4 separate regions of the Homo sapiens genome follow, and regions 1, 2 and 4 are each linked to region 3. The links are chromatin loops, found by intact Hi-C in ENCODE. Cell type or tissue: mammary epithelial cell. All regions are shown on one strand. Region 1 overlaps PAIP2B (poly(A) binding protein interacting protein 2B). Region 2 has its middle 25 kb from the start of MPHOSPH10. Region 3 has its middle 29 kb from the start of MCEE. Region 4 has its middle 19 kb from the start of NAGK.

What was found. Hi-C counts contacts between places; a loop is a spot of excess contacts. Peaks named below come from ENCODE experiments on the same cell type or tissue, not always from the same donor. Only the 100,000 strongest peaks of a DNase experiment are listed, where the experiment ranks them.
Region 1: a loop joins it to region 3, with 12 times the contacts of the local background. A loop is called at or near these places in 7 of 110 quality-filtered maps.
Region 2: a loop joins it to region 3, with 10 times the contacts of the local background. A loop is called at or near these places in 5 of 110 quality-filtered maps.
Region 4: it touches region 3 in a loop (5-fold over the local background); 3 of 110 quality-filtered maps call a loop at or near these places.

What each region holds. Positions count from the first base shown.
Region 1 is chr2:71,186,500-71,194,499 of GRCh38, reverse strand. It overlaps PAIP2B (poly(A) binding protein interacting protein 2B), which reads left to right. Exons shown (of 4, transcript NM_020459.1): 3 at 4,479-4,655; 4 at 5,965-8,000. The coding sequence ends at 6,021. Among named protein-coding and RNA genes, the nearest start is that of PAIP2B, 37 kb to the left of the region's middle. In mammary epithelial cell, a CTCF peak has its summit at 3,341; no DNase peak of the experiment used is centred here.
Region 2 is chr2:71,151,534-71,159,533 of GRCh38, reverse strand. No RefSeq gene overlaps it. Among named protein-coding and RNA genes, the nearest start is that of MPHOSPH10, 25 kb to the right of the region's middle. RefSeq lists silencers at 1,789-1,950, 1,873-2,012 and an enhancer at 7,837-7,896. In mammary epithelial cell, CTCF peaks have their summits at 1,889 (motif pointing left) and 4,513; no DNase peak of the experiment used is centred here.
Region 3 is chr2:71,097,279-71,105,278 of GRCh38, reverse strand. No RefSeq gene overlaps it. Among named protein-coding and RNA genes, the nearest start is that of MCEE, 29 kb to the left of the region's middle. RefSeq lists an enhancer at 1,419-2,229. In mammary epithelial cell, a CTCF peak has its summit at 4,626 (motif pointing left); a DNase peak (open chromatin) is centred at 3,358; H3K27ac peaks cover 245 bases.
Region 4 is chr2:71,045,549-71,053,548 of GRCh38, reverse strand. It overlaps the pseudogene TRE-CTC15-1. Among named protein-coding and RNA genes, the nearest start is that of NAGK, 19 kb to the left of the region's middle. In mammary epithelial cell, a CTCF peak has its summit at 3,714 (motif pointing left); a DNase peak (open chromatin) is centred at 3,638.

The DNA of each region.
Region 1 (8,000 bases), 89 kb before region 3:
AGTTGCCACACACACACACACACACACACACACACACACAACCTAGGAATACAGCTAACCAGGGAGGTAAAAGATCTCTACAATGAGAATTTCAAAACACTGCTCAAACAAATCAGAGAAGATGCAAACAAATGGAAAAACATCCCATGCTCATGGATAGGAAGAATCAATATCATTAAAATGGCTATACTGCCCAAAGCAGTTTACAGATTCAATGCTATTCCTATCAAACTACCAATGACATTCTTCACAAAACTAGAAAAAAATATTTCAAAATTTATATGGAACCTAAAAAGTGCACGAATAGCCAAGGCAATCATAAGTAAAAAGAACAAAGCTGAGGGCATCACGTTACCTGACTTCAAACTATACTGCAAGTCTACAGTGACCAAAATAGCATGGTACTGGTACAAAAGCAGGCACATAAACCAGTGGAACAGAACAGAGACCCCAGAAATGAGACCACACATCTACATCTGATCTTTGACAAAGCTGACAAAAACAAGCACTAGGGAAAAGACTCCCTGTTTAATAAATGGTGCTGGGATAACCGGCTAGCCATATGCAGAAGTTTGAAGCTGGACCCCTTCCTTACACCATATACAAAAATAAACTCAAGATGGATTAAAGACAAATGTAAAACCCAAAACTTTTTTTTTTTTTGGGACAGAGTCTTGCTCTGTAGCCCAGGCTGGAGTACTCACTGCAAGCTCCGCCTCCCGGATTCTCGCCATTCTCCTGCCTCAGCCTCCAGAGTAGCTGGGACTACAGGTGCCTGCCACCACACCCGGCTAATTTTTTGTATTATTTAGCAGAGAAGGGGTTTCACCGTGTTAGCCAGGATGGTCTCAGTCTACTAACCTCATGATCTGCCTGCCTCAGCCTCCTAAAGTGCTGGGATTACAGGCGGAGCCACTGCACCTGGCTAAAACCCAAAACTATAAAAACCCTGGAAGACAACCTAGGCAATACCATCCTGGACATAGGAATGGTCAAAGATTTAATGGCGAAGACACCAAAAGCAATTGCAACAAAAGCCAAAATTGACAAATGAGATCTAAATAACTTAAGAACTTCTGTACAGCAAAAGAAACTATCAACAGAGTAAACAGACAACCTACAGAAAGGGAGGAAATATTTGCATACTATGCATATGACAAAGGTCTGATATCAAGCATCTATAAGGAACTTAAATTTACAAGAGAAAAACAACCCCATTAAAAAGTGGGCAAAGGACATGAACAGACACCTCTCAAAAGGAAGACATACATACGGCCAACAAGCATATGAAAAAAAGCTCAATATCACTGATCATTAGAGAAATGCGAGTCAAAACCACCATGAGATACAATTTCACACCAGTCAGAATGGCTATGACTAAAAAGTAAAAAAAAAGAAAAAACACGTGCTGGTGAGGTTGTGGAGAAAAGGGAAGGCTTATACAATGTTGGTAGGAGTGTAAATTACTTCAGCCATTGTGGAAAGCAGTATGGCGATTCCTCAAAGAGCTAAAACTACAATTCAACCCAGCAATCCCATTACTGGTTGTAGACCCAGAGGAATGTAAAGCATTCTACCATAAAGACACATGTACACAAATGTTCATTGCAGCACTGTTCACAATAGCAAAGACATGGAATCAACTAAATGCCCATTTATCAGTGACAGACTGGATAAAGAAAATGTGGTACATATACACCATGGAATATTACGCAGCCATAAAAAATAATGAGATTATGTCCTTTGCAGGAACATGGATGGAGTTGCAGGCTATCATCCTTAGCAAACTAACACAGGAACAGGAAACCAAACACTACATGTTCTCACTTATAAGTAGGAGCTAAATGATAAGAATTTATGAACACAAGGAACAACAGACACTGGGGTCTACTTGACGGGGGTGGGTGGGAGGAGAGAGAGGAGCAGAATAGGTAACTATTGGGTACTGAGCTTAATACCTGGTGATATGATAATATGTACAACAAACCCCTGTGACATGTGTTTATGTAACCTTCACGTGTACTTCAAACCTAAAATTAAAAAAAAAGTAACATCAAAGATTACTGATTACAGAGCACTATAACAGATATAATAATAATGAAAAAGTTTGAAAAATTGAGAGAATTACCAAAATGTGACACAGACATTGAGCACATGCTGTTGATAAAAAGGCGCCAATAGGCTTGCTTGATGCAAGGTTGCCACAAACCTTCAATTTGTAAAAAAAAAAAAAAAAATGCAGTATCTATGAAGCAAAATACAGCAAAATGCAATAAAACGTGTGCCCATATATAATATTTTTCATTAATCATATGTGGTTAAGTCCAGTTCCTAAAAATCTAGTTTCTGCTCTCCTTTTGCAGTGTTTTCATGGAAAATTTGTGTTAATGGGAAAAGGTGAGGAAATTTATTTTATGAAAGGAAGTTGTTTTGGTCTAATGCCCTGTGTTATTGGGTGTAGATTTGTGGGAAACAGCAGCTATATGCAGACAGGTCAGCATGGCATGCCTCAAATGGGAACTCGGGATTGGCAGGATGTGAGTCTGAAATAGAGAAGTACATGAGGTGAGGGTTGGCTAGACTACTTCAGCAAAGATTCAGCAGTAACGCATTGTTTTATATCTGTGAGGTTAACAGTCCAAGGTAAGCATTCTGGATAGACAAGTGATCTGGTGCCCACTTGGTCCCTTCCACGGTATTGCTCTGCCACCCCCAGGGCATATATCAGCTGCGTGGCTGAGGGAAAACTGGGAAGTCCAGCAGCTGGGAAAGGGAGAGCACCAAAGGCCATGGCAAGGGGTCTTCTTTTAACCAAGGGATGCCAAAGTGTCCATGTCCCTTGTGGGAACATTTTGTGATGAATAGTCACTTGGCCATATACAGCATGTAAGGTGACAAATGTGATTTTAACTGAACAGCCTGGTGCTCTGGGAAGAAGGAAACAAGTTTAAAGGGGACAGACAGCAATTTCCACCTAATGTGGCTCTGTCGGGATCTGTGTGAATTGCACGTAGCATGTTTCTGTTACACCTCTGTGCCCAGCAACCATTTTCATTGGTTGTGCCAGTGAACAGGGGTAAATTTAATAAGAGCTAGCATGCTGTTATGCTCTCATAGAGTCAGGGCAGCTCTCAAATGGTCATGTTACATCTTGTGGCATGAGAATATTTTATTAAGCACTTCATAACTGTCTAGTTTTCACGTGTGGCTAATTGTAGTGTTCAAATACTATTCTTAAGTCTCACTACCAGTAACTTTTCCTCTGAATTAATTAGGTAACTGTATATTCCAATTTGGGAAATTATTTTTTGCTTGACCTCATTTCTGGTGGTGGTGCTAGTGAGCTGTGAATCTGTCACCAGGCAGCCTGCAGGAAAGGGATGCCAAACATGAAGCAAGAGGCCTATCAAAGACACTGAAATCTGCAGAGTGAACCACACTCTATACTAAGAGTTAACAATGTCTGCAAAGCAGTGTAAAATATCCTAGATATATATTGCTTTAGTTTAGGGCAATGTTTAAGAAATGCAGAATTGTTTGAATATTCATATATTTCATCTTTTGAAAGAATACTACATTGATTATGTAATTTTCTATTGGTATGCCAAAAAGTGTTCTTTATGTCTTCCTAATGTTCTGAAAGTATTTTTCTCCCTTGAGGGTTTCCTTACCCAAAAAATGGCCAGAAGCTGAGAGCATTGGCTTTGATTTTATCTCCACTAGCCAGGTCATGAACTAGTTATATACTTGCAGTATCTTTTTCATATTTCTTATAAAATGGGAAATTTAAGAAGGGTTACTTTGTAACAAGACTGAGAAAAGAATTTTAGGCTCTAAAATGATTTTCCATGATATCTGTATCACCTATTAGAGATCGTAGAACATCTGCGGAGACCTTGAATTTCTGTTACTGTGAATAACTATTTTCTTAGTCTTATTAGTGATAGAATTTGGTTGAGAAAAAATAAAAATTATGCTATCTCTAGCTAGTCATTAGGCGCATTGAATCCTTAGATCCCTTGGACCTCATGTAAGATCATAAAATCTTTTTTTTAAATATATTTTTATTTTTTAAAGAATCGGGGTCTCATTCTGTCGCCCAGACTGAAGTGCAGTGGCGCAGTCTTGGCTCAATGAAGCCTTGACCTCCTGCATTCAAGTTGTCCTCCAGCCTCAGTCTCCCAAGTAGCTGAGACTACAGGCACACACCACTATGGCCTGGCTAATTTTAAAATTTTTTTTGTAGAGGCAGGGTCATGCTATGTTGCTCAGGCTGGTCTCAAACCTCCTGGCCTCAAGCAATCCTCCTGCCTCAGTCTCCCAAACTGCTGGGATTACAGTTGTGAGCCACCACACCCAGCTCAAGATCATTCTTAATTGCAGAGTAATACCTTCTGAAGGAAAGAGGTGGAGGAAAAACTGGAAGGGGTAAGTCTTGCTGTGACAGTAAGTCTGAGCTGCTCCCCTTTGCTTGCTAGGTGGAGGAGGAACTGCAGGAGCAAGACTTCTTGGACCGCTGCTTCCAAGAGATGCTGGATGAAGAAGACCAAGACTGGTTTATTCCCTCACGAGACCTGCCTCAGGCCATGGGACAGTTGCAACAGCAGTTAAATGGACTGTCAGTCAGTGAAGGTCATGATTCTGAAGATATTTTGGTAAGAGCCATATGTAGTTCCCCAGGTTATGTAGTGAAAAGAATATAGGATTTGGAATGACAGACTTTCTTTCCAGCCCTACAACCCTCAACAAGTCTGGAGCCCTGTGAGCTGTTGTTTCTTTGCTCGTTTTATGGGCATTATTAATAAGGGGTGCATTAAAGATGCATTGCTCCTCATAAAGCACTATAAAACATTACTGTTGCCAGCATCACGGGCTTTTTACTTGCCAAGATTGGACGCCACCAACCTTTACTTTCTAATGGGCTCTTCAAAGTAGAATTGGGATTAAGGATAACAATTTGAACACTGAAGAAGTTTCTTCTCAAATATCATTTGTTGCTATTCTTCTCTTTTACTGTCCCTCAAATCTGTATTTAATATACTTCTAAATGATTCTGTTATAAAAATTAGCTGTTCATTTTGGAAGAAATGTACTCCTGAGAGGTCATTTTCTCCACTTAGAATTAGAAAACCAGATAAATTAATTTCCTGCCTTTCATATTTATGTAACATCAGAAGTCTGTGAGCAGGCTGGGCACGGTGGCTCACGCCTGTAATCCCAGCACTTTGGGAGGCTGAGGCGGGTGGATCACCTGAGGTCTGGAGTTCAAGACCAGCCTGGCCAACATGGAAACCCCATATCTACTAAAAAAATACAAAAATTAGCCAGGCATGGTGGTGCGCGCCTGTAGTCCCAGCTTGGAAGGCTAAAGCAGGAGAATTGCTTGAACCTGGGAGGCAGAGGGAGGCGGAGTTTGCAGTGAGCCAAGATTGCACCACTGCACTCCAGCCTGGGCAACAGAGCAAGACTGTCTCAAAAAAAAAAAAAAAAAAAAAGTCTGTGAGCAATATAGTTTTCATACAACTCATATTCTGAACAATCTTGCCCTGTGGTTTGCTAAGGTTTTGGATATTCACAAGAGAGTAGAGAACCAAAGAGAGTACAGAAAGATGAAGAAAAATAGAGATTGTGGTATCCAGCCTGGTCTGATGGAGTACCCTGGTTTTCACCAAGTTAAGGTACTCAGTGAATTGAAAAATTATTCTTGGAGTTGAACTTACAGGCCTCTGATGAGATTTTGGAAAGCATCAGGAAGGAAACAAGAGTCCAAAGAAGGAAGGAGAAGATGAGCTTGCTCAGGGCTATGTCAGGTGCAGTTGAGATAACCTAGCAATAACAGCCTGAGTTACAAGGAATTTTCTTTCTCTCCCTAAAGCTAAGGGGAAGGTACTGATAATGATGGACTGGGTAAGTTTTAAAATGCAGCTTGCCTTAGGATTTACTATCTCTTGGTTCTTATTTCAGAGCAAAAGTAACCTGAACCCAGATGCCAAGGAGTTTATTCCAGGAGAGAAGTACTGAGCCGAGAAAGCTTTGAGGAAGACTTGTCTGTCCCCACATCTGGGGATAGTAATGCACAAAATGGTGGAGCTGAAGAGGGGGATGGGGCGGGCGAGGGGTGCACAGCGGGAAGGGGAGTGGTGGTCTCACAATACTGTGACTCTGAGTAACTAATATGCTCAGTCTTATTCTAAGCCTCTGAGTATTTCTATTTTGTTCTGCTGACTTTTGTTTGGGGAGTTTCCTGTTTTGTTTTTTTAAATAGCTCTTTCGAGTTAAGGAAATTGCATTTTCCCCCCTTCATCAGAAGTGTTCCGCGGTGTGTATTTAAACAAAATAAGCTGACTAAGAAAAACTGGATATTTAGGAAATGCCCCTCTCACCCTGCTGTATACTTATCAGGGACAGTGAGCACCTGGAGAGCTTTTTGTGGAATCTATTGAGTTGGATGGGAAAAGGGACAAGCAGAAAGAGCAGGTGGTGCAAACTGGAATTTGAGGCTCAGCTGCCCCACCCCCGGGGTCTCCTGCAATGAACTCGGATAACCAATGTGCTGTCAAGCCCTTGCCTGTTTGTCCTGAACCCCATTCAAGAAAACACAGACTTAAAGTACTTAGTTTACAGTAACTTTTGATGATTGTTGAAAGTTGTAAATCAGAAGGTAGGGCTGTGATGGTGGTTGTCACTTGAGTCATTTAGTTACTGTTGTCCTGTTCATAAGCCTGTGTTCACCACCACCATCAGACTCACCATTTATAAGTAGAAGAGCACTAGGGTTGATCTGCCACCTCATCTTTCATGAAGTCTATTCCCCAGCCTCCTTTTTAAGAAAAGATACTGCTACCAAAGGCATAGGGGAGGCCTGCTGTGCTGGCAATTAGCATGAGCCTGCAGAAGTCATCCTTGAATCTGTTGTGTCTTAATTTTATTTGGACAGTTTTTTTTTCCAGCCTCATCAACACTTGGTCTTCCTGGTGTCTTAATTCCCTCAGACAAGTTTATGCACTTTTTTAAGGAAATATTTTTCAGGACACTAGTAAGAAGCTCAGTTCACAGTTTGGATATTTCTTCCCACATTACAGAATTATGGAAAGGAACTCAAAATCAGCCTAGGAAAGTGAGTCCTGCTTGACCCATGTGACTGTGTACCTGACCTTCTGGGATCTTTTCAGCTATTAAAACATTTTACTGTTCCCACATACCCAGCTTTGCAAGTTTTGTAGATTGACCTCTTAGGGTGTGTTTCTTTGTCTTTCCTGCCTTTAACTTGCTGGGGTCTTTTGTTGCTACCCCTAAGGAACTAAACTGGGTGCCAGGAGCTACCTTCGTGTATAGAGATGTAGATGGCAGTGTGGGGTACAGGAGAGCCATCCAGGCCATTCTCCCAGGGATGAGGAATTGGAGAGCCCTGAAGATAATAGTGGCTTCTTTCTGATTGCTACTGTGCTGTGTGATAGGCCTAATAGGGAAAAGATATGTAACTTGAAACAAAGTTGGTATAAATTCAGTATGTGGCTGTGGGACAGAGGTTGGAAGGAAAGGACTAGGGTATGGAAAGCTGAAGAAATTCTCCTTATGAGCTCTCGTTGACTTTTTGAACAGTGATAAGCTAATGCCAGATTTAAAATACACATTTTTTCCTATTTGAGTCTTTAGGATTATATCATTTGAAAAAATTGCCTTCCTTGTTAGGTCACATGTCATAGGAGAGTAGCTTAGAGAACTTGCATTACCAGACAGACACATTAATTCCCAAAGCCTCTATGTTGAGAGAATGAAACTGTTAACTCTTTTTCAGAGAGGACTATGAATAAAGAAACTTCTTTATTCAAGCTTCAGCTTTCAGCTGGGTTGTTTCCTCTAAAAGGGAAAGGGCATTGCAAGTGCATAGAGGAAATCTCTCCCTTCTGGGACTGCTTTTCCTCCTTCATCCTCGTGAGCCTGTCCAAGCTCAGAATTCCGAAGGCTGTTAGAAATGCGTTGGGATTGCAGAGAGAAAG
Region 2 (8,000 bases), 54 kb before region 3:
GCTTGATTTATTGATGGCAGTTCCACCAGGCCTAATCGCCACACACCAGCAAAGGCAGGCTATGCTATAGTACAAGCCACTAGCCCGCCTCTTAGAACCTCTCATTTCCTTTCCATCGTGGAAATCTATCCTCAAGGAAATAACTTCTCAGTGTTCCATCTGCTATTCTACTACTCCTCAGGGATTATTCAGGCCCCCTCCCTTCCCTACACATCAAGCTTGAAGATTTGCCCCCACCCAGGACTGGCAAATTAGCTTTACTCAACATGCCCTGAATCAGGAAACTAAAATACCTCTTAGTCTAACTAGACACTTTCACTGAATAAGTAAAGACCTGTCCTACAGGGTCTGAGAAGGCCACCGCAGTCATTTCTTCTCTTCTGTCAGACATAATTCCTCAGTTTAGCCTTCCCACCTCTATACAGTCTGATAAAAGACCAGCCTTTATTAGTCAAATCAGCCAAGCAGTTTTTCAGGCTCTTAGTACTCAGTGAAACCTTTATATCCCTTACGGTCCTCAGTCTTCAAGAAAAGTAGAACAGACTAAAGGTCTTTTAAAAACACACCTCACCAAGCTCAGCCACCAACTTAAAAAGGACTGGATAATACTTTTACCACTTTCCCTTCTCAGAAGTCAGACCTGTCCTCAGAATGCTACAAGGTGCAGCCCATTTGAGCTCCTGTATAGACGCTCCTTTTTATTAGGCCCCAGTCTCATTCGACACCAGACCAACTTAGACTGTGACCCCAAAAAACTTGTCATCCCTACTATCTTCTCTCTAGTCATACTCCTATTCACCGTTCTCAACTACTCATACATGCCCTGCTCTTGTTTACACTGCTGGTTTACACTGTTTCTCCAAGCCATCACAGCTGATATCTCCTGGTGCTATCCCCAAACTGCCACTCTAAACTCTGGAAGTAAATAAATAATCTTTGCTGGCAGGACTATGCTGAATCTCCTTAGGCACTCTCTAATCAGATGTCCTAGGTCCTCCCAATTCTTAGACCTTTTATACCTGTTTTTCTCCTTCTCTTATTCCATTTAGTTTCTGAATTCATCCAAAACCGTATCCAGGCCATCACCAATAATTCTATATGACAAATGTTTCTTCTAACATCCCCACAATATCACCCCTTACCACAAGATCTCCCTTCAGCTTAATCTCTCCCACTCTAGGCTCCCACGCCACCCCTAATCCCGCTTGAAGCAGCCCTGAGAAACATCACCCATTCTCTCTCCATACCACCCCCCAAAAATTTTCACCGCCCTAACACTTCAACACTATTTTGTTTTATTTTTCTTATTAATATAAGAAGGCAGGAATGTCAGGCCTCTGAGCCCAAGCCAAGCCATCGCATCCCCTGTGACTTGCACATATACAACCAGATGGCCTGAAGTAACTGAAGATCCACAAAAGAAGTAAAAATAGCCTTAACTGATGACATTCCACCATTGTGATTTGTTCCTGCCCCACCCTAACTGATCAATGTACTTTGTAATCTCCCCCACCCTTAAGAAGGTTCTCTGTAATTCTCCTCACCCTTGAGAATGTACTTTGTGAGATCCACCCCTGCCCGCAAAACATTGCTCTTAACTTCACTGCCTATCCCAAAACCTATAAGAACTAATGATAATCCATCTCCCTTCACTGACTCTCTTTTCGGACTCAGCCCACCTGCACCCAGGTGAAATAAACAGCCATGTTGCTCACACAAAGCCTGTTTGGTGGTCTCTTCACAAGGACGTGCATGAAAGCTTCCTCTCAAATTATTAGCCCTTTTCTGCCAGGGAGTAGTTTTTCCCAAGGAGGTCTGGAAGACAAGACCCTGGATAGAGGCTGGTGGTACCCCGCCCCGCTCATCAGAATCGCTGGATCATGACTGACCCCTAGTGGCGGCTTCTCTGCTTAACTGTCAGCCCATGGACTGGGGTGTGACCCCCAATGCTGCTGCAGAAGCTTTCACCCGTCCTGGGCCACCCCTGCCATCTGTGGAGAAAGGCCTGTCCCTTGTCTTCTGAGCCCAGCTGGCCTCACAGGCATTCAGCAGATTGGAAAGTCTAATCATGTGCTGCGCTGGGCTCCCCCACGCCCCTTTTTGGAGTGAGGCAGAGTGCATTCCAGCCCCCAGCATCCCTGCTGTTTATTCCCATCCCTCACCCCCACCCCCATACACACTCACAAGTACAAACACGGGCGCAGTCACGGGCACACACCGCCACGGAGAGCATTTCCATTTCCAGCCTCGGCAGAGCAGTCTCCTTATAGGGAAGTTAACGAGGCAGTAAAGGCTCAGGGGTCAGGGAGGCCCTCTGTCGGGAGGAGGCTGCTAGACCCAGTTCTGCCTCTGACTTGCTGGGGGTCCTTGAGAAAGTTGCTTCTCCTCTTTGGTTTCAGTTTCCCCAGCTGAGAAATGGAGGGTTTGGCCAAATGGTCTAAGGTTCTGGGAACCTCTAACTTAGAGCCCGTAACTGGTGGTCAAGATGAGGGAGAGTCCCTCGGGGTCAGCTGAATGCCTGAGAGGCAGGACAGGCCCAAAGGTGAGCAACTTGAGCACACCAGGTGGGCTCCGAGCTGGAGGTGAGCCCCACAGCCTGCAGAGCAGCCCTGGACTCGTGAGCCCCATCGCACCAGTCCGGTGGGACTTCAGAGATGTGGAATCCAGCCTCCTCTAGTATTGCAGAGCTGGGGGATGGGAGCTGCGGATTCTGACACCACAGCTGCCTTATATATGCCAGATGGGCTGGGGCAAGACACACCCCTTTCTATGAAATGAGCAGTCAGTCCAAATAGATGAGCTAAAGAAAGGCTGTGGGAGGGACCCAGCTCTAGCCTGAGGCTACAGACTGGCTTCCAGGGTACTCAAGCAGCTGCCTCTGGGGGAGGGGTCCCAGGTATGAGAGGCAGGGCTCAGAATCTAGGCCAAGCCTCCACAGGACCCCCCTCTGGAGAGCTCGGAGCAGTCTTGGGGGGAGGGTCAGCAGGCAGCAAGTGCACTAGGAGCATCTTTCACAAGGCACCCAATATTGCATCTGCTCCAATAGGCAGCGAGTTGGAAAGTGGATGGAATAGGCAGGGTGGCAGCTGCTCCCCAGGGCCAGGAGTCCAGCCCAGCTCCCACCCAAGTCCACCTCAGGCCTGCTCAATTGGGTTGATCAATGCTCTGGGCCCTCTGGCCCCACCCTCAGAGGGAGGGGTTTGGGGCAACCAGGTGAACTGGCCCTTGCGGGAGGCAGGCAGCCCCTCACCAGGATCCCCACCCCCACCTCTCCAGCCCCCCTCATTCCCTGATCCTTCCACCTGCTCTCCTGCCCCAGTAGTTTCCTCTGCTCACTCTCATCCCTTTTCCTGCTCCCAGGCTCACCTGCTCAGATGTCCTTGACTCTCCTCTGAGTCTCCCTCTTTCCAAGCCGCCTCCCCTCTACCTAACACAGTCTCCCTGAAGACACCACAGTACAAAAGCTCAACTTCCCGCACCTCACCTTTACTCCCAGACATGGGAGAGAGATGACATGAAGACCCGAACGCCACTTGGCAAAAGATCTGGGGTGTGCAGGGGGCAGATCTGAGGCTGTGGAAGCTCCAGGGGCTCCCTGCAGAAGGCTGCATTTAAGCTGGGTTTTGAATGTGGCTCTGAGCTGAGACCTCTCCTTGAAGCTCCAGACCAGGAGCCAGCTGCCAGCTGGACCACTTCATTTGGTGTCTCAGAGGAACCTTGCACTCCATAGGTCTAACTCTGAACCCAGAAAATGCCCCCATCTCAGCCCTGTTTCTTCTCAGGGAAAGCACTACCTCATACCCAGTTCTGCACCAAACCCAAACTATGAGCGCTCTGGATAAGCCAGTGCCAAGAGGGAACGAGCTCTGAATGCCAAGCCAAAACATGTGAGTTTTAACTCCACCTCCAGCTCCGAGAGTTGTGGGTAGGGAAGGGCCTTAGTCCATTTTGCTGTAGAAAGACCAGTCTGGCACTGTATTGTACATGGATGACAGGGGAAGAGTGAGGGTGGAGAGACCAGAAGGACGGCAGGACTGGGGAGGTAGGGACATGGCTGTAGCGGTGGAGATGGGGGAACAGACAGGACTTGGTGGTTACTTGGATGAACCAAGGGAGGGATCAGGAAGAGACACCCCGTTTTGTACCAGATGTCTAGAGTGTGGGATGCCATTTATTGCTCGAGGGAAGAGGAGGAGGAAGAGGTATGGCATGGGAGGAGATAGCTGAGCTCTCTCTTGAATGTCACTTGAAGTCCCCAAGGAGAGACAGGCCTGCCAGCACCTTCATGAACTGCTTCAGCCAGCCCTTGGGGCACCTGTGGTCCCTGGCCATCTCGACTCTCCCCTTTGTGCCTGTCAGCTGCCATGGGGGTCAGTTGCACAAGGGCCCAGCAGGTCTGTGTGTTTTCCCAAGGGACTGCCGCATGGCCAATGCTGAGGAGAAGCTGATGGACGACCTTCCCTTCTGAACAAAACCCGTTACAACTACCTGATCTGCCCAGCCACCAGCAGAGGCCCTCACAGCTCATCTCCATTGAGATGGAGCTCTCCCTGGCCTAGCGTGTCAGCATGGTAGGTGCAGAGGGTAGCTGTGGCTCAGGCTCAGGCGAAGAGGCAGCTCATGGCCACACCCCAAGCGATCATTGGCCAGAGGAATGAAATTACTAGGGTTGACTTAGATTTACCATTACATGGCAGGGAGGCTGCAGAAGAGTCCATGAAGTTCATAGGTGTCCAACATTTAATGAAGTCAAGGTTTTGTCTACAAAGAAGAAATAAGGGTGGGAGCGGGATGACCACTGGGTAGGCAGCCAATGGGGCTGCTCAGCTGAGTCTCCAGCACGACCATAAGCTTCTCCTCATCCTCACAGCCCCACCTTATTATCTCCCTCAACCCTGCTCAACAGATGACCTTACATGCTGCCTACTTGTTGGGGGAAATAAGAACCAGACTGGGGGAATTGACGGGTACAGAGGCCCAGGTGTAGGGGCAGGACCAGAGGCAGTGCAGCGCCTACTGAGCCAGGCGGGTGAGGGTCTGGACAGTGCGCGTGGCTGCTGCAGGCATGGAAAGGAGGCGCAGATGGAGGCACTCCCAGGGGCCATTGTCAGGCTCTCCATATGTGGACGCGTGCAGAGGTGGGGGTGCTGAGGAGGGAGGAGGTGCAGGGAATTTCTCTTCTCCTCTCTACTGCCTCTGAGTTGGAGATTTCAGATGAAACCATGGCCCATTGTAAATGAACACAATGTCCCCACTCACAGGGTTAGAACCCCACCCTTGGAAGCAGCTCTGAGGGGAGCATTCACATGGGGAGAGTGCAGGAAGCTGTGTCCAGCAGGGGAAGGAGATCACCAAGGGGGCTGACCCTCCCCTGGTGAGGTGGCTGCCTTCTGACACACCAGATGCTCTCTTTAGCATGGTTGGCCCCCACACACCAAGCCTGTCAAATTTACAGCCTTCAAGAAGGCTTTGGCCAATTAATGAGCAGCTCCCTCTCCTAGGAGGAAGGACGTCTAAAGGATGAGGAGGGCAGTAGAACCCCGTACGCTCTGCCCCCTCCCTCCACAGTTGGACCGAAAGGAAGGGGGCTTTCAGACAGGCTTGCCCAGGCTGGGGTCTGAGTGTCACTGTCCAGCCAATGGTCATCCCGCTCCCATCCTCACCTTCTTGCTTAACGGGTGAGCCCAGCTGCTGCCGCAGCTGCCACCCTAGTGAGGGTGAACGAGCAGGAGGCTGCGCTGCACTTCCAGGCTCAGGCTGCCTGGCCAGATCTGCTCTGAGAGCCCTGTAGGCTGATAGAGGCTACCAGGAGGAGGATGGGATGCAGCTGCCAGCCCCCACCTGTGCAAGTCGTACTTCTAAAAGCTTGGGTATATAGTAAATATTAGGTGCTGGGCTGCGGGGCCAGGAAGGGGTATTCTCCTATTTTTCAGGGTTTATTTATTTGATGAGGGAGGGTTATAGGTACAACCAGTTTAAAGATGGAAATTTTTAGAGTGCAGGCAGGGATTTAGGGTAAGCCAAGCAGACTTGTCCAAGCAGCTCTTTTGGGGAGGCCAGAGTCCTGTACCAATGTCCTCAGGCATGTTCAGCAGCTGCTGGGGGAGTGCTGGACAGGATTAAAGCACAGGAGAACTTTCTGGATGACAGAAATGCTCTATATCTTGAAAGGAAGTAGGTTACATGGGTAATGCGTTTGTTAAAACTGATCAAAATGTGCACTTCACATCTGTGCATTTCACTGAATATAAATTATACCTCAAATTAAAAACATTTTTTAAAAGACAGATGGGTCAGGCGCGGTGGCACACGCCTGTAATCTCAGTATTTTTGGAGGCCGAGGCGGGAGGATCACGAGATCAAGAGCTCGAGACCATCCTGGCCAACATGGTGAAACCCTGCCTCTACTAAAAATGCAAAAAAATAGCTGGGTGTGGTGGCACGCGCCTGTAGTCCCAGCTATTCAGGAGGCTGAGGCAGGAGAATCGCTTGAACCCAGGAGGCGGAGGTTGTAGTGAGCCGAGATCGTGCCACTGTACTCTAGCCTGGCGACAGAGTGAGGCTCTGTCCCCCCAAAAAAAAAAAAGCCCTGAGGTGGAAGATTGCCTAGCAGGCTCTAAGAAAACCAAGGAGGCCAGAAGACTAGAGCAGAAACAAAGCAAGGGAGGCAGCAAAGAGCCAGATCATGGAGGGCAAGTGTTAGCAAATTTGTTCTGTGAAGGGCCAGATAGTAAATATTTGAGGCTTTGGGGGTCACGTGGCCTCCATCATAACTAGGCAACACTGCTATTGTAGTGTGAAAGCAGCCACAGACAATACGTAACATATGAGTGTGGTTGTGTTCCAATGAAACTTTATTTACAGAAACAGCTGGCTAACTTGCCATCCAGCTACTGTTTGCCAGCACCTGATGTAGGACCCTGCAGGTCATTGCATGGATTTGAGCATCGACTTTGACTGAGATGGGAGGAGGGGAGACAAAGATTTTGAGCATAAGCTCTGAAAGGACCCCTTTCCCTGTTGCATTAAGAATAGATCATGGGGTACACAAGGATGGAAGCAAGAGAGGGAGTGAGGAAAACAGAAGGCTGATGCAGTAATCCAAGGGGAGATGATGGTGACATTTTGGGTCGGGATGTTGGCATTGCCATTGATAAGAAATCGTTATATTCTGAATATATTTAGAAGACTGAGCTAGCAGGATTTGCTCATGGTAAAGGTGGTAATGTACAAGAGAAGAGTCAAGGGAAACTCTGAGGACTTTAGCCTAGCAACTGGCAGGATGGAGCAGAAAGAGTAAGAGTTCAGTTTCGGACATGTAAATGTGAGATACCACTTAGACGTTCTTGAGGATGAAAACCCTTGAACTGATGTAATCAAGTCAGGTCAGACTGGAAATACAAATTTGGGAGTTGTTGGGGTTTAAATGGTATTAATACATGGGACCAAGGATTGACTGTAGATAGAGAACTAAGAGGTCAAAAGACTGAGCATTTCATTAACAAAAGGCAGGGCAGTAAGAAGGAGCCTGCAAAGGAGACTGAGCTAGCGCAGTAGGAGGAAGAGACTTGGCAGCCAGAAAACCAAGTGAGTGATATATGTCAAGGACTGAGGGGCATCAAATGCAGGCAGAGAAATGCTGTGGGGCAGGGCCACCACAGAGAACACCTTCCCAGGCAATGCCCAGCACAGCCACTGGGGCAGGGCTGCCCCTGAGACCCTGGACCTATACAGCCACCAGTGTGCAATGCCAGGCTGGGAGAGCTGCATGCACAGGACTCCAACCAGTGAGAGCCAGGGCATGGGCTGCACCCAGTAAAGCTATGGGGGTGGAGCTGCCTGGAGCCTTGGGGACCCAACCCTCACCCCAGTGTGACTGGAAGGTGAGACATAAAGTCAAAGACTATCCTCAAGCCTCAAGACTTAATGTTGTTTACCTGGTGTGTTTTGGACTTACTTAGGACTAAGCTACTTCTTCCTATTTCTCCCCTTTAAATGGG
Region 3 (8,000 bases):
GCCATAATGACTGTACTAATTTACCTTCTCACCAAAAGTGTGCAAGGAGTTTTCTTTTCTCCACATCCTTATCAACCTATCTTTTGTCTTTTCAATAGTAACCTTCTTTTTTTTTTGGGATGGGGTTTCACTCTGTCGCCCAGGCTGGTGTGCACTGGCATGACCTCGGCTCACTGCAACCTCTGCCTCCCAGGTTCAAGTGATTTTCCAGCCTCAGCACCCCCAAGTAGCTAGAATTACAGGTATGTACCACCACACCCAACTACATTTTGTATTTTAGTAGAGATGGGGTTTCACTATGTTGCCCAGGCTGGTCTCGAACTCCTGACCTCAAATGATCTAGCCATCTCGGCCTCCCGAAGTGCTGGGATTACAGGTGTGAGCCACTAGGCCTGGCTTTTTTTTTTTTTTTTTTTTTTTTTTTTTTTTTAAGACAGAATCTCAATCTGTCACCCAGGCTGGAGCGATAACTCAGCTCACTGCCACCTCCACCTCCTGGGTTCAAGCGATTCTCTTGCTTCAGTAGCTGGGACCGAGTAGCTGGGATTATAGGCATGCACCACCATGCCTGGTAAATTGTTGTATTTTTAGTATTTTTAGTAAGGACAGGGTTTCACCATGTTGGCCAGGCTAGTCTTGAACTCTCACCTCAAGTGATCTGCCCACCTCAGCCTCCCAAAGTGCTGGGATTACATGTGTGAGCCACCATGCCCAGCCAATAATAGCCATTTTAATAGGTATGAGATGATATCTCTGTGGTTTTGATTTGCATTTCCTGATGATTAGTGATGTTGGGCGTTTTTTCATATACCAGTTGGCCGTTTGTATGTCTTCTTCTGAGAAATGTCTATTTAGTTTTGGAAATTTCTATTGACTTATCCTCAAGTTCAGAAATTCTTTCCTCAGCCATGTTCAGGTTACCTTTGATGCAGGATTTTTCTCAGCCCCTTTGCTGGACTCATGGAAGGGGTGCCCATCTACTCCGCCCACCATGCTCAACCCCTTGTGGGAGGGAGAACATGAGAGAGTGAGTGCAGGCTCTGGCTGGCTGCTTCAGGCACTGACACAGGAGCAATCTCTGTGCAGGGCCTGCACAGACCAGGCGTGTCGCCTTGAGGGGAACATGGTGGCACCCAGGTGAGGGTGCCCACAACCTTCCTTCCTGAAGTCCCAAGGAAGTGTTACAGTGCTCCTTTAGTTCTGCACTGCGGACGGTGGTGTATTAGCAGCTCAGTTGGCCCCTTGCCTTGTTGTGTGGGGTGGCTGCCCTGCACTGACAAGCACAAAGGGCTGATGTGACAGCCTTTCTGGGGACTTGAATTCCATGGGTCCTGAGCATTTGTCTGGTTTCCAAAAAGAATGAGATCATGCAAATGAAGGAAGGTGAAGGCAGAGAATTTTATTGAGTGATGAAAACTGCTCTCAATAGAGAGGGGAGCTGGAGAGGAGATGGGAAGGGCAGGTCGTCTTCCCTGGAGTTAAGTCATCTTTTCCCCAAAGTCAGGCCATCTCCTCCTCTTCCAACTGAGTCTGGGGTCTTTATAGGCACAGGAAGGGGGGTGGATGCTGATTGGTTTGTGTGTATGCAAGAAAGGTTAAAGTGAAGCCTCCACTCAAAGGTGGGCATGACAGTGTAGAAAACCTATTAGAAAAGGATAGGTATATGTAAAATAGGTGAAGGGTGGGGCCCAATCAGAGGAAAGCATGCCAAACAGGAAGATGATTTCTCAATCCGTTCCGAGGATTTAACCTGTAGCTTGGCTTTCAGGCTTTCAACTGTCTTCAGCTTGGAGGTGGGGTTTCACTGGAGATCCACCCCTATCTGCCCAGGAATTTGGCTGCCTGCTGTCACTATCACCTTGAGCTCATCAAAGGCATTCTTCATTGTTGTTTATAGCAGTTTTGATTGTGTGTTAGGCTGTCTTTGCATTACTATAAAGAATACCTCAGGCTGAGTAATTTATAAAGAAAAGAGAGTTAATTAGCTCATAGTTCTGTAGCCTTTACAGGAAGTGTGGTGCTGGCATCTGCTTGGCTTCTGGTGAGGGCCTCAGGAAAGTTTTACACTTGGCAGAAGGTGAAGTTGGAGCAGGAATGTCACGTGGTAAGAGCAGGAGCAAGAAAGCAAGGAGGGCGGTGCCACACACATTTAAACAATGAGATCTCTCATGAACTCACTCATCACCAAGGGGATGGTGCTACGCCATTCATGAGGCACCCACCCCCAGGATCCGTATACCTCCCACCAGGCCCACCTCCAACAACTGGGGGTCACATTTCAACTTGAGATTTGGAGGAGACAAATACCCAAACCATAGCAGATACCTAGCATTTCTTTTTCATTCTTTCTTAGAATTTATATCTCTCTGCTTACATTATCTATCTGTTCTTGCAGTTTGTCCAATTTTTTCATTAGAGCCCTTAGCATATTAATTTAATTAAGCAATTAAAGTTGTTTTAAATTCCCAGTCTGATCATTCCAACATCCTTTGCATGTCTAAGTCTGGTTCCATGCTTGCTCTGTCTCTTCAAACTGTGTTTTTTGCCTTTTAGTGTGCATTGTAATTTTTTATTGAGAATTGGACATAATGGGCTGGGTGAAAAGGAACTCTGGTAAATAGGTCTTTATTACTAATGTGTTTGTATGTGCTTGATGGGTCATAGTCCTACGATTAAGTCAGTCTTTTAGTGACCCTGTGTACCTAAGCTATAAATTTTGAAGTGCCTGTCAGTTTTTCCCCACCTTAGGTGGGATGGGGGGCTGAAGTTGGGTATCCCTTCCCCTAGGTAAGTTAGACCCAGATAAAACACCAATAGGTTAGGCTCTGGTAAACTAGTTTATCTTGAGGACAGGCCTTTTAAGAAAGAACAGAATGCCAGTCGCGGTGGCTCACACCTGTAATCCCAGCACTTTGGGAGGCCGAGGCGGGCGGATCACGAGGTCAGAAGCTCAAGACCAGCCTGACCAACATTGCGAAACCCCGTCTCTACTAAAAATACAAAAATTAGCCAGATGTGGTGGCACGTGCCTGTAGTCCCAGCTACTCAGGAGGCTGAGGGAGGAGAATCGCTTGAACCCAAGAGGCGGAGGTAGCAATGAGCTGAGATTGTGCCACCGCACTCCAGCTTGGGCGACACAGCAAAACTCTGTCTCAAAGTAAAAAAAAAGAACAGAATGCTCTGGTATATTTTTTTAAATGGTTACTTCCCACTCTTTCTGCTGGAAGCCAGAAGGGATTTTTCTGCTATGCACTGGAAGAACCTGGTAGAGGTCCCAGAGGAAAAAGTCACAAGAGAGCAGTGGGGGTGGGGGCTATGACTGAGTCATGTTGGAGTTTTTAACTCATAGACTTGTCCATACAGAACCACAAACGATTTGTCAATTACAGGGCAGCTTTCCTGCCCTGGAATGGTTCCCACAAAGCTTTCTGCTTGTGAGTTTCCTCCCCAGTAAATTGTGGTTCTCTGTGTCCAGCTGTCTGTTTCTCTGTCTGGGGGCAACAGTTTGCCCTGTGACCTCACTTCCCTGACAGACCTGAGAAGAGTTGTTTATTTTTCAGTTTGTCCAGCTTTTGACGTACTAGGATGGAATGGCATCTTTGAAGTCCTTACATGTTAGATCAGGATTTCAATGGCATTTTAATCTGCTGGATTATTCAGTCCTGAAATCACCCTCTCTGAACTGCTTTTTATATGGGCTAATTTCTTTATTTTTTGAAGTCAGTTCGAGTTGAGGTTTTGGTAACTTGAAACTGAAAGCATTCCAATAAAGTACAGTTGACCATAAAAATGAGACAAAAACCCTCAAAATTACGTGAGGAAGCTCTAATTAGTATCAAATACAGAACAGAAGACCAAGTACTCATGGCTGACTAACTCGGGCGCAGTGGCTCACGCCTATAATCCCAGCACTTTTGGAGGCCTAGGCGGGCGGATCACGAGGTCAAGAAATCGAGATCATCCTGGCTAACACGGTGAAACCCCTTCTCTACTAAAAATCCAAAAAAATTAGCTGGGCATGGTGGCGGGCACAGTTATCCACCCTCCATGGCCTCCAGAAGTAACATTTTAATGAAAGAGATCTAGTCTTGAAAAGTATCCTTGGAGTCTGGGGTAAGAGAGTAAACTTTTTTTCCTATATCTCTGCCAAAATGTATTCCAAGTTACCTGTCTCAGAAATGTTGAAGCAGCTATAAAATTATCAAGATGAACTGAGAGCTTTATGAATTTATATGTCCTCTTCAGTCAGACAACCATATTCACCTGGAGGTTACAGAAACAACAGGTTTCTGTGTCTCAAGGTGACCTATAAATGTGACACAGATTACCAGCACTATAGGTGTGCTAGTATAGATCATATGAATCTGCTGAGTTTTAAGCCAGAATAGCTGTTAGTGCTGTGCCTTTCACCCATTGGACATATATTTTATTTTAAAATGCATATTGTATTCAGAAAGCTACCTCTCAGTTTTAATTTAAACCTTAGTTATTTAAAAGCCAAATTTATTCTAGATTTTTATAAACAACAAGAAATAGTTTTAGTAAGGGAAGACGGCTGCCATGTTTTTGCTGAGGTTCCAAGAAGTGCCTCCTGAGAACCTGGGGATGAGGGAAGTAGGGTCGCCCTCTGCCGGGTACACATGGAACAGCTACAAGGAATGGAAGTGATTGGTGATCCTTTTCAGGGAATAAACCAAGAGATTGTTTTCAAATGTTTGACTAAGTCATTATCCCCAAACTCCTGTTAAGGTGATGAGAATAGAGACTGAGGCTCAAAGTGGAAGACAGCAATGTAGACATAATTTATCAACTAAAAATTTAATCTTTTGGAATGAGACTAAAGGGACATATTAAGGTCAATCCACTGGGAGCCAGAAGAGAGATGCCCAGAGAGCTGGAGGTTGGCAGGACCTTTCTAACCACCATCCCTGAGCACACCATCCCATGTGTGTGTCCTGGGCCCTGGGGTTTTTGTATTCCTGTTGTTGGGCATGATATTAACTCCCTTTGTTATCATTCCATCTTCATCAAACATGTCAGTGCCAGCATTTGAGGTTTACTTGACAGATACATCTTTCATTATAAACTCATAATATGAAATTCTGGCTTATATATCCATCTCTAATGAGTTTGGTTAATGTGAATCTACCCCATAAGACAAAATCAGTCAGGCTATGCCCAAATCTGTCTTTTGAGCTAGCAGGTTGGGAGACAGACCAAAGTAAATGTCGCTTCCAAGACTCTTGGCAGTTAAAGTGCTGGGCTTCTCAGTCAGTACTCATTTCTGCAACACAGCTTAATATGAACTGCAGCAGAAGACAATGGAAAATGCAGTTCAACATTTCACTCGCTTTTGGCTCTGAATGCATTTTATACAACATTTCGTCATTTGAGGGCAACACTATGTATGTATGTACATTACAAAGATACATACAATGCAACAATTAAATAGATTTTAGATGTCACAGTAAATAGAAATTTAGGGTATGATAGTCAAGTAACATACTTTATCAGTGCCTGTGCAATTTCCAAAGGACAGCCATACATTTGTCTCTGATCTTAGTAGCCAGATACAGGAGCACAATTAATTCCAAATTTAATGGGTTCCTAAAGATAAAAGTTAGCTTGTTGTCTAAGACAAGCCAACTCTACCCAGTAGAGCTGAGAGAGTATTTTCCTCAGGTTCCCATAAAGAAGACAATTTGAGCTTATAGAAAATGTTCTCAACAGCTGGGTGCGGAGGCAGGAGAATCATTGGAATCCAGGAGGTGGAGGTTGCAGTGAGCCAAGATTGTGCCACTGCACTCTGGCCTGGGCAACAGAGTGAGACTGTCTCAAAAAAAAAAAAAAAAAAAAAAAAAAAGTGTTCTCCACAGCACCCCTATGATAAATAAGGAACACATTTCAAATAGTGTTTTCTTTCTTGTAATGTCTCTTTGTGCAGACTAATGGCATACTCTGCAGTCCAGTAAATAGCAATTCTATGAGGCATCAAGACTCCCCAATCCACATGAAATAAAATGAGAAATGTCATTGTGCAGGACTTCAGGGGCTACTCCCGCGGGAGAGAAGCTGTCAGAATGGGACACCAGGCCCTGCCTCTCAGGGGCGCCCTGAGGGACAGAAGTCAGGAGCAGAGTGCAGGGGCCGCTGAGCTGGAGAACAAGAGAGGAACACTGTGTGCAGGAGTCACAACGAGGGGCCCAATGAGAGAGACGCTGGAGTAACTGCTGTGCAAACTTTGGGGAGCAGATGGGCCAAGGACTATTTTAGGAAGTTAAGATGTTTGTTGTGTAGACAACAGCCCGGCCATACCCTTCAAGACAACCAGGCAACATGGCATGGTGGTTTGGAGCAGTGGCTTCAAAGTTATAGACTTGCACACCTCATAAAATTACTAGGAAAAAATTGTGTGCCTCCTTTCTCATTTTAACAAATGTGACAAAAAATTGTTTTATCACAAGTTCAAATAATTATGAAGTATATAATTTCTGGGGTACTGTAAACACTGACATTTTAAAACAAAACTGTCTCATCAGTCTTTTTACATGTATAGTAGAATATTAATACAATAGCAATTTGAAACCCTCCATTATCCACTTACAAATTACCATAGGCCCATCTCTACTAAAAATATAAAAATTAGCCAAGGGTAGTGGCGGGCGCCTGTAATCCCAGCTATTCAGGAGGCTGAGGCAAAAGAATCACTTGAGCCTGGGAGGTGGAGGTTGCAGTGAGCCGGAGATCACGCCACTGCACTACAGCCTGGGCGGCAGAGTGAGACTCTGTCTCATAAATAAATAAATAAATAAATAATAAAATAAAATACCATAAACAAGCTCTTCATTAAGGGTCAGAAATTGTACCTTGTGCATTTTACCTATTGAAATTTAACTTCCATTCCAACTCTCCCACATAACTTTACAAATTTTATATATTTTTTATGCATGAAAGTCTTATTTTGATCATCCAGTTAACCAACAGAATGTGACACTGGCGATGAGATATTACTGCTGAGATTTGGTTGCATAAAGACTCTGGCTTCTGTCTTGCTGGTGTTGTTCCACTCCCACACTTGCTGGCTTGCTCTAGCCAGCTGACATGTTGTGGACTGCCCCATGGAGAGGTGCGTGTGGCCAAGAACTGAGGGAGGTTTCCAGCCCACAGTGAGGAGCTCAGGCCTTCAGTCCAATTGCCTGGGAATAACTGAGTCCTGCCAACAACCCCATGAGCTTAGAAGTACATTCTCTCTCAGGCTGGGTGCGGTGGCTCACGCCTGTAATGCCAGCACTTTGGGAGGCCGAGGCTGGTGGATCACATGAGGTCAGGAGTTCGAGACCAACCTGGCCAACATGATGAAAACCCGTCTCTACTAAAAATACAAAAATTAGCTGGGTATGGTGGCACACGCCTGTAATCCCAGCTACTCAGGAGGCTGAGATGGGGAATCATTCATTGAGATGGGGAATCAATCCCAGGAGGCAGAGGTTGCAGTGAGCGGAGATTGTGCCACCACACTCCAGCCTGGGCAATACAGTGAGACTCAGTCTCAAAAAAAAAAAAAAAAGAAAAAAAAGTACATTCTCTCTTAGTTGAGCCTTCAGCTGACACCTTGACTGCACACCTTGAGGTCACATTCAGATTCTAGACTCACAGAAACTTCTCAATAACTGTGTGATAATGTCTGATGAGTGGTTTATCAATTATATTGATCTCAAAGTACGAGACTTTGATTTCATTGATTGTCTCTATTATTTTTCTGTTTTCTATTGTACTGACTTTCACTCTGATCTTCATTATTTCCTTCTCTCGTCTTACCTTGGGTTTAATTTGCTCTTCTTTTTCTATTCCTCCCCCCCTCCCTTCCTTCCTTCCTTCTTTCCTTCCTTCCTTTATTTTTCCTTCCTTCTTTTCTTTTCTTTTCGACAGAGTCTTTCTCTGCTGCCCAGGCTGGAGTGCAGTGGTGGGATCTTGGCTCACTGCAACTTCTACCTTCTGGG
Region 4 (8,000 bases), 52 kb after region 3:
TATTTCCTCTAATATCACAGTTTCTGTACACTTTGTGGTATTATTTATAATATCCTAGGGAGATATTATTCCTAATATTACAGTGCATGTACACCACGGGTGAACACCCTGTGATGTTATTGGTAATATCCTCTAGGGGGATATTACCCGTCATGTCACAGTGGGTGTACACCATGTTTGTACACCCTGAGATGCTACTCGTAATATCCTAGGGAGAAATTACGCCTGATGTTACAGTGGGCGTACACCATGTGTTTTTATTCTGTGATGCTATTCATATCTCAGAAAGTTATTATTCCTAGTGCTACAGTGTGTGTATACCATGTGTGTACACTCTGTGATATTATTCGTATTATCCTAGGGAGATAGTTCTCATAACATCACCATGGGTGGACATCATGTATGTACACCCTGTGCTGTTATTGGTTATTTCCTGGGTAGATATTACTCCTAGTATCACCGTGGGTGCACACCATGGGTGTACATCCTGTGACGGTATTCGTAGTATCCTAGGGAGATATCACTCCTTATGTCATACTGGGTGTACGGCCTTGTGATATTATTGGTAATATCCTTGGGACATATTACTCCTGTTATCACAGTGGGTGTACACCCTGTGATAGTATGTGTCATATCCTAGGGAGATATTACTGTATACCCTGTGATATTATTTGTGACATTTTAGGGAGCTATTTCTCCTAAAGTCAGAGTGGGTGTACACCCTGTAATATTCTTCCTGATATCACAGTGGGTGTACACCATGAGTGATATTTTTTCTAATATCCAGCGGGGAAGAGGATGATATTGCTTCCAATATCGCAGAAGGTGTACACCCTCCTGTGATATTGTTCCTAATATCCGGGGAAGGAGAGGATGACATTATTCCCAATATCACTGGGGTTGTACTACCCCCCGCCGGGATATTGTTCCTAATACCCGGAGGTGGAGAGGATGATAATACTCCCAATATCACAAGGGGTGTACACCACCCCTGTTTGATATCGTTGGTAATATGCCAGGGGGCAGAGGATGATATTACCTCCAATATCGCAGGGTGTGTAAACACCCGCTGTGATATTGTTCCTAATGGCCTGTGAAAGAGAAAATATTACTCCCATTATCGCAGGGGGTATTCAGCCCTGATGAATATTGTTTTCTAATATCCAGGGAAGGAGAGTATGATATTACTCCCAATATCGCAGGGGTTGTACACCTTTTTGTGATATTGTGTCTAATAACCAGGGAAATAGAAGATGATATTACTCTCAATATCGCAGAGGGTGGACACCACCCTGGGATATTGTTCCTAATGTCCTAACGGGGAGAGGATGATATTACTCCCAATATCAAAGTAAATGTACACCACCCCTGTGATATTGTTCCTAATATCCAGAAAGGAAAAGAATGATATTACTCCCAACAGCATAGGAAATGTATACCCGCGCTGTGATATTTTTCCCTATATCCAGGTGGGGAGAGAATCATATTACTTCCAATATCGAAGGGTGTGTACACCCACTCTGTGATCTTGCTGCTAACATCCAGGTTTGGGGAGGACGACATTACTCCCAATATGGCAGGGGCAAGTTCCCCCCCGTGACCTTGTTAGTCATTTCCTGGGTGGAGAGGATGATATTACTCCCAATATCGCAGCGGGTGCACACACCCCTGTGAAACTCTTCCTTATATCCAGAGGGAGAGGGGATGATATGACTCCCAATACCGCAGGGGTATACACAGCCCTGTGATACTCTTCCTAATATCCACAGGGAGAGAGGATGATATGACTCCCAATATCCCAGGGGGTGTACACAACCCTGTGATATTGTTCCTAATATCCAGAGCGAAAGAGAATGATATGACTCTCAATATCGCAGGGGGTGTACACCCCTCCTGTAATATTGTTCTTAATACCCTGGGAGGGAGAGGATAAGATTACATTGAATATCGAAGGGAATGTACACCCTCCCCCTCTGATACCCTTCCTAATATCCAGGGGAAGAGAGGATAATTTTACTCCCAATATCGCAGAGACACTACACCCCACCTGTGATACTGTTCCTAATATGCAACGGGGAGAGGATGATACTACTCCCAATATCGCAGGGCTGGTCACATCCCCAGTTACATTTTTCCTAATATCTAGGGGAGAGACAATTATATGACGGCAAATATTGCAGGGTCTGCACATCCCTTCCTGATATTGTTCCTAATATCCAGGGGGGAAGAGGATGATATCAAATATGAAAGGGGGTGTACACCCCCCACCCCTACGATGTTGTTCTTAATATTCATGAGGGGAGACGATGATATTACTCCAAATATCGCAGGGGCTGTTGACACCCCCTGTGATATTGTCTCTGATATCCGGGGGGGAGAAAATCTTATTACTTCCAATATTGCAGGTGGTGTATACCCCACCTGAAATATGGCACCGAATATCCAAAGAGGGAGAGGATGGTATTAATACCAATATCGAAGTGTGTGTACAAGCCCCTTGTGATATGGTTTTTCATATCCAGTGGGCGGGAGGATGATATTAGTCCCAACATCCCAGAGGGTGTACACCACCCCTGTGATACTGTCCCTAACTTCCAGACGGGAGAGGATGATATCACTCCCAATATCTCACAAGTTGTACATCCCCCGTGATATTGTTCATCATATCCAGGGAGGCAAAGGATGACATTCCATTGAATTTCACGACAGGCGTACATGCACAGTGTGATATTGTTCCTAATATCCAAGAAGGGAGAGGATGATATTACTCCCAATAAAGCAGTGGGTGTACATTACCCCTGTGTTATTGTCTCTAATATCCGGGGCCGGGGGAGGTGGGGAGAGGATAACATTCCCTCAAATTTAGCAGGTGGTTTGATGCCCCTTGTGGTGCTGTTTTAAATATCCAGCGGGGAAGACAATAGTATAGCACTATTTTTGATAGTCCGATTCATCCGCTCCACCTTTCCGGAACTCTGAGGCTGGGAGGCGGCATGCAGTTTCCGTGTGATCCCCAATACCTTTGCCGTCTTCTGTACCAAGTCAGCCACAAACACTGGCCCGTTATCTGAGCCTACCCATAAGGGCAGTTCAAACCTAGGAATAAGATCTCGAAGAAGCAGATGGGTTACTTCACGAGCTTTCTCAGTTCATGTTGGATAAGCCTCCACCCACCCAGACTAGGTACACCCAAGAACTAGTAAATACTTGTTACCTCCACACTTTGGCATCTCTCTGAAGTCTACCTGCAGATCTTCAATGGGGGCTGCTGCATAAGCTTGTATGCCGGGCGGAACAGCTGGACCTTGCCTCGCATTATGGTGTCGGCAGGTAACAAACCGCTGCCTCATGGTTTTGGCGAGGGCTGACAAATGCGAGATGTAGAAATACCGGCCTAACAACTTTTCCAGTGACTCCTGACCTAGATGGATGGTTTCATGCACAGCCAGTACAACTGCACCTCCTAGGAGCTGTGGCACAGCTACTCTCCCATCTGGTAACTGAATCCATCCTTCCTCTGTCACTTGTCCTCCCCTTTACCTGGAGAAAGTCCTTTTCTTCTTTAGAAGAAGTAGGTACAAGATCAGGTGTTTGAGGGAGCAGAGGGGCTGTGACTGATGCCTGGAAGGGGACAGATGCTGCTTTTTGAGCCTCTGAGTCAGCGTGGGAATTCCCCAAACCCAGCAAGGTGGAAGCTTGCTGATGCCTAAGTGCCACCTTGTGGGGTTTCCATACTGCTTCTAATAATTGCAAGATTTCTTGTTGATATTTTATGTCTTTCCCCCCAGAGTTCAGTAGGCCCTTTTCTTTCTATAATCCTCTACGCACTTGAAGGGTTAAAAAGGCATACCGAGAATCAGTGTCAATGTTGACAGTCTCACCTTCACTGAGTTCTAAGGCCCCAATTAAAGCAATGAGTTCAGTTTTCTGGGCTGAAGTGGCCTGGGGCAATGATCTGGCTTCAACAACAGTATCCAGGGCTACTACTGCATCACTGTATATCCTGCACATCTCTCTCCTTGTGGGTTGATGAAGCTGCTCCTGTCCACGTATAGTTCCCAGTCTACTGATGCCCAAGGCTGGTCCCGAAGGTCAGGTCTGCTAGAGTCAACTGAATCCAACACTTCTACACAATCACGCTTGACAGGCCGCTCTGATACCGGGAGCAAGGTGGCAGGGTTTAGGGTGTTACAAACTTCAGTGGTTATACGGGGATTTTCACAGAGCACACTTTGGTACTTGATGAGTCTAGCATTCATTAGCCAATGATGTCCTTTAGTGTTCATTAAAGTCACCCCAACATGGGGGGCCTTTATGTTCAGGTTTTGCCCAAAAGTCAGCTTATTTGCTTCTTGGACTAGCAGGGCAGTTGCTGCCAAGGCCCTCAAACAGGGGGGCCATCCTTTAGAAACTCCATCTAGTTGTTTAGAGAGGTAGGCCACCGGCCTCGGCCAGGGCCCCACAGTTTGGCTTAAAACTCCAACTGCCATCTTTTCTCTTTCTGACACATACAATGTAAAAGGCTTTGTCAGATCGGGTAGCCCCAGGGCTGGGGCTGACATAAGTTTTTCCTTTAACTCATGAAAGGCTTGCTGTTGTTGGGATCCGCATTCAAAAGTTTCCCTGTCCCCCCACCCCCAAACTTTGTGAGGTCATACAAAGGCTTGGCTAATACTGCAAAGTTTGGGATCCACAGTCTATGAAACCCCACAGCTCGTAAGAATTCTCTCACCTGCCTTCTGCTCTTAGGCTCTGGTAGATTGCAAATGACCTGCTTTCTTTCTGATTCCAGGCCGCGTTCCCCCTGTCGGATACTAAATCCCAAGTAAGGTACCTGCTATCAGCAGATCTGAGCTTTTTTCTTGGACACCTTATACCCACAGTCCTCCAGGTGCCAGAGTAGGGCATCCGTTCCCTTGGCGCACCCGACTGCCATGGGGTGTCCCAGCAAAAGGTCATGAACGTATGGGAGCAACACGCTCCAGCAAGGAGACTGACAAGGAATTGTAATTCCCAAAGTTCTTAGGTGCTTGAGATGGCCCTCGATACCTTGAAGAGCTTCTCTGGGGACCGGGTCCTGGTTTTGCCTAACCAGCTGGGCCCCAGGCTTAACTTGTATGAGTATGGGGGCTTGGTTGACTGCCAACCCTGGAGGGTTGTCTTCTGCCCGTACTCTTCGCCACCACTTAGCCAGAGGTGATCTTATCTCTCCGCCCGGCTCAGTTAAAAAAAAGTCTCCATTCCTCCTCTCCGGGGATGGTAAGGGTCATAATGACTCCCGTTCTGGGGAATTTTAGCAGCAAAGACAGTTGCTCTCAGCTTGCTGAGCAAGTCCCTTCCCAACAAGGGCAAGGGACAGTCAGGCATGTACAAAAACTGATGAATCACTTTATGTCCTCCTACAGTACAAGTCTGAGGCCAGCAGAAAGCTTGCTTTGCTGAAACCCCCATGGCTCCGATGATATCAATAGTCTTTTTGGATAAGGGGCCGACCAGGGCGGTTACTAGCGAATGTTCAGCACCGCTACCTACAAGAAAATCAATGTCTCTACCCCCGACTGTCATTCTGACCATAGGCTCTTTGGGGACACTTGAGCCTGGTCTCCCTCAGTCCAATAACCCTTCTGCCAGGTTGAGCAGGGCCCCTTCCTCCTTGTCCGGGGCCTCCTGCTCTGAGTCACCTTGTTTTCTTTTGAGCTGAGGGCATTTGTTCTTCCAGTGTCCTATTTCTTTACAAGAAGCACACTGGTTACACTGCAAACTCTGACAGCCAAGCTGAGTTTCATTCCCAGGGCCCCCCCTTCCCTTGCCTCCTTCGGAGGACCCCTCTGATTGCTGCAGCTGACAACCAGGTCGGTGTTTCGCCGGGCCTGATGTCCATTCTCTTTGCGGTTTTCCTCAAGGCTTACTGCAGCCCTGTTTACAAACACCTGGTTGGCTATTTCTAATAATTGTGATGTATTCATCCCTGCAAACCCAGCCTGTTTCTGCAGTTTTCTTCCAATGTCTTCTGCGCTTTGACTGACTAAAGCCATGTGAATCATGCGCTGATTTTCAAGACTATCAGGATCAAAGGGAGTATACATACAATAGGCCTCACACGGTGTCTCGTAGAATTGTGCTGGACTTTCTTCTTTTCCCTGAATGACCTCAGAGACCTTGTTAACGTTTGTGGCCTTCTGTGCTCCCCTCTTTAATCCTTCCAAGAGAGCTTCCCTGTCTCAGTTTAGCGGTTTAGCCTTTGCATAGCCTCTCTTTCATTTGGGTCCCACTGGGGTTCGGTTCCTGGTAACTGGGTCCTTAGGGGGGTTTTTGATAATCAGCTGGTGCATGTTCCTCTAGCCACTTAGTTGCTGCTTGGAGGACTCTCCGCCTTTCATCTCTGTTAAAGAGGAACATGAGCAACTGGTGCCAATCAGCCCAGGTGGGGTTGTGGGTCTGGATAATAGTTTGGAGCAAATCAATTAGAGCTTGTGGCTTTTCGGTATTGCACAAGGTATTGTTTTTCCAGTTGAGAAGGTGGTCAGAGGTGAAGGGCTGCTACACAAAAACACGCCTCTCCACCAAGTGACCATCCTCATCTATCCCAGTATACCGCTGCTCTCTCAGGGGCATTTGTATCCCAGTTTCGGGTCATAAACCAGCTGCCAAGGGAGGGGTTTCTCCCGAGTCTCCACCTCCTCTCTTATCTGCTCTGGGTGGCCTAGGGATATGCTTGTCTTGGGGAGGCACAAGCACTGTGGGCTCAAGAGTGGGGAGCCTCTTTCCCTGGTAAGGGGAAGGCAGCACTGGGATCACTGGTGCCATCTCCTGTAATGGATCTTCTGATGTTGGGTCGAATAGAACTTCAGGAGTTGATTTCCCTGGGTGGGTGGAGCCGGATCCTTCCTTAGCTATCTGTCCCTTTGCTCCTAGTACTGCTGCTGCCTGGCCTCTTAGCCACTGTGGGGGGTCTAGCACCAGCTGTCACCAAGTGTCTATGTATGGGAACTGGTCTAGGTATCCTTTACCAGTCACCTTTTGCCACACCTTAGAAACAAGGGACCTGTCCAGGCTTCCTTCTGATGGCCAACCCACTATTAAAGTTGGGCAATCTATCTCTCACAGAGTTCCAAGTTCCCCTGGCGGTCTAGTGGTTAGGATTCGGCGCTCTCATCCACCGCGGCCTGGGTTCGACTCGTGGTCAGAGTGAACCAAGTAAACGTTCTGGATGAGCCAAAGACAAAACCTCTCAGACACCGGATTTAAAAAGGAAGAGAATTCTTTTTCGACCGGGAGCGTCTGCAGACTCGCGTCTTAAGAGCCGAGCTCCCCGAAGGAAGACAGACTCCCTGGCCCTTTTCAGGGCTTACAACTCTAAGGGGTTCCACGTGAAAGGATCGTGATGGATTGAGAGCACATGTGCTTAGAGTTGGGCGGGGGGGGGTTCATCTTTTCACCTCGGGCCAGCTCATCAGTGGCAACAACTGCTCTTGACACTGACTTCATCCTGTTCTTTTTCAACTTTTACTTCCTTCTCCTTTTCAGAGACAGGAGACAGTCAGAAAAGTGGCTTCCCTCCTCAGGGCGACAGGATGATATTACTTCTACTATCGCAGGGGGTGTACACACCCCTGTGAAACTCTTCCTACTATCCAGAGGGAGGGAGGATGATATTACTCCCAATAACGCAGGAGGTGTACACAACCCTGTGATATTGTTCCTAATATCCAAGGTGGGAGAGGATGATATTTCTCCCAATATCGCAGGGGTGTTCACATCCCCCATTACATTATTCCTAATTACTAGGGGAGAGACAGTTATAGGACAGCAAATGTCTCAGGGTCTGTACATCCCTTCCTCATATTTTTCCTAATATCCACCGGTGAAGAGGATGATATGAAATATCAAAGGGTGTGTTCCCTCGACCCCCCCTTGATATTCTTCTTAATACTCATGAAGGGAGACGATATTACTCCAAATATCGCAGGGGTTCTTCACACCCCCTGCGATATTGTTTC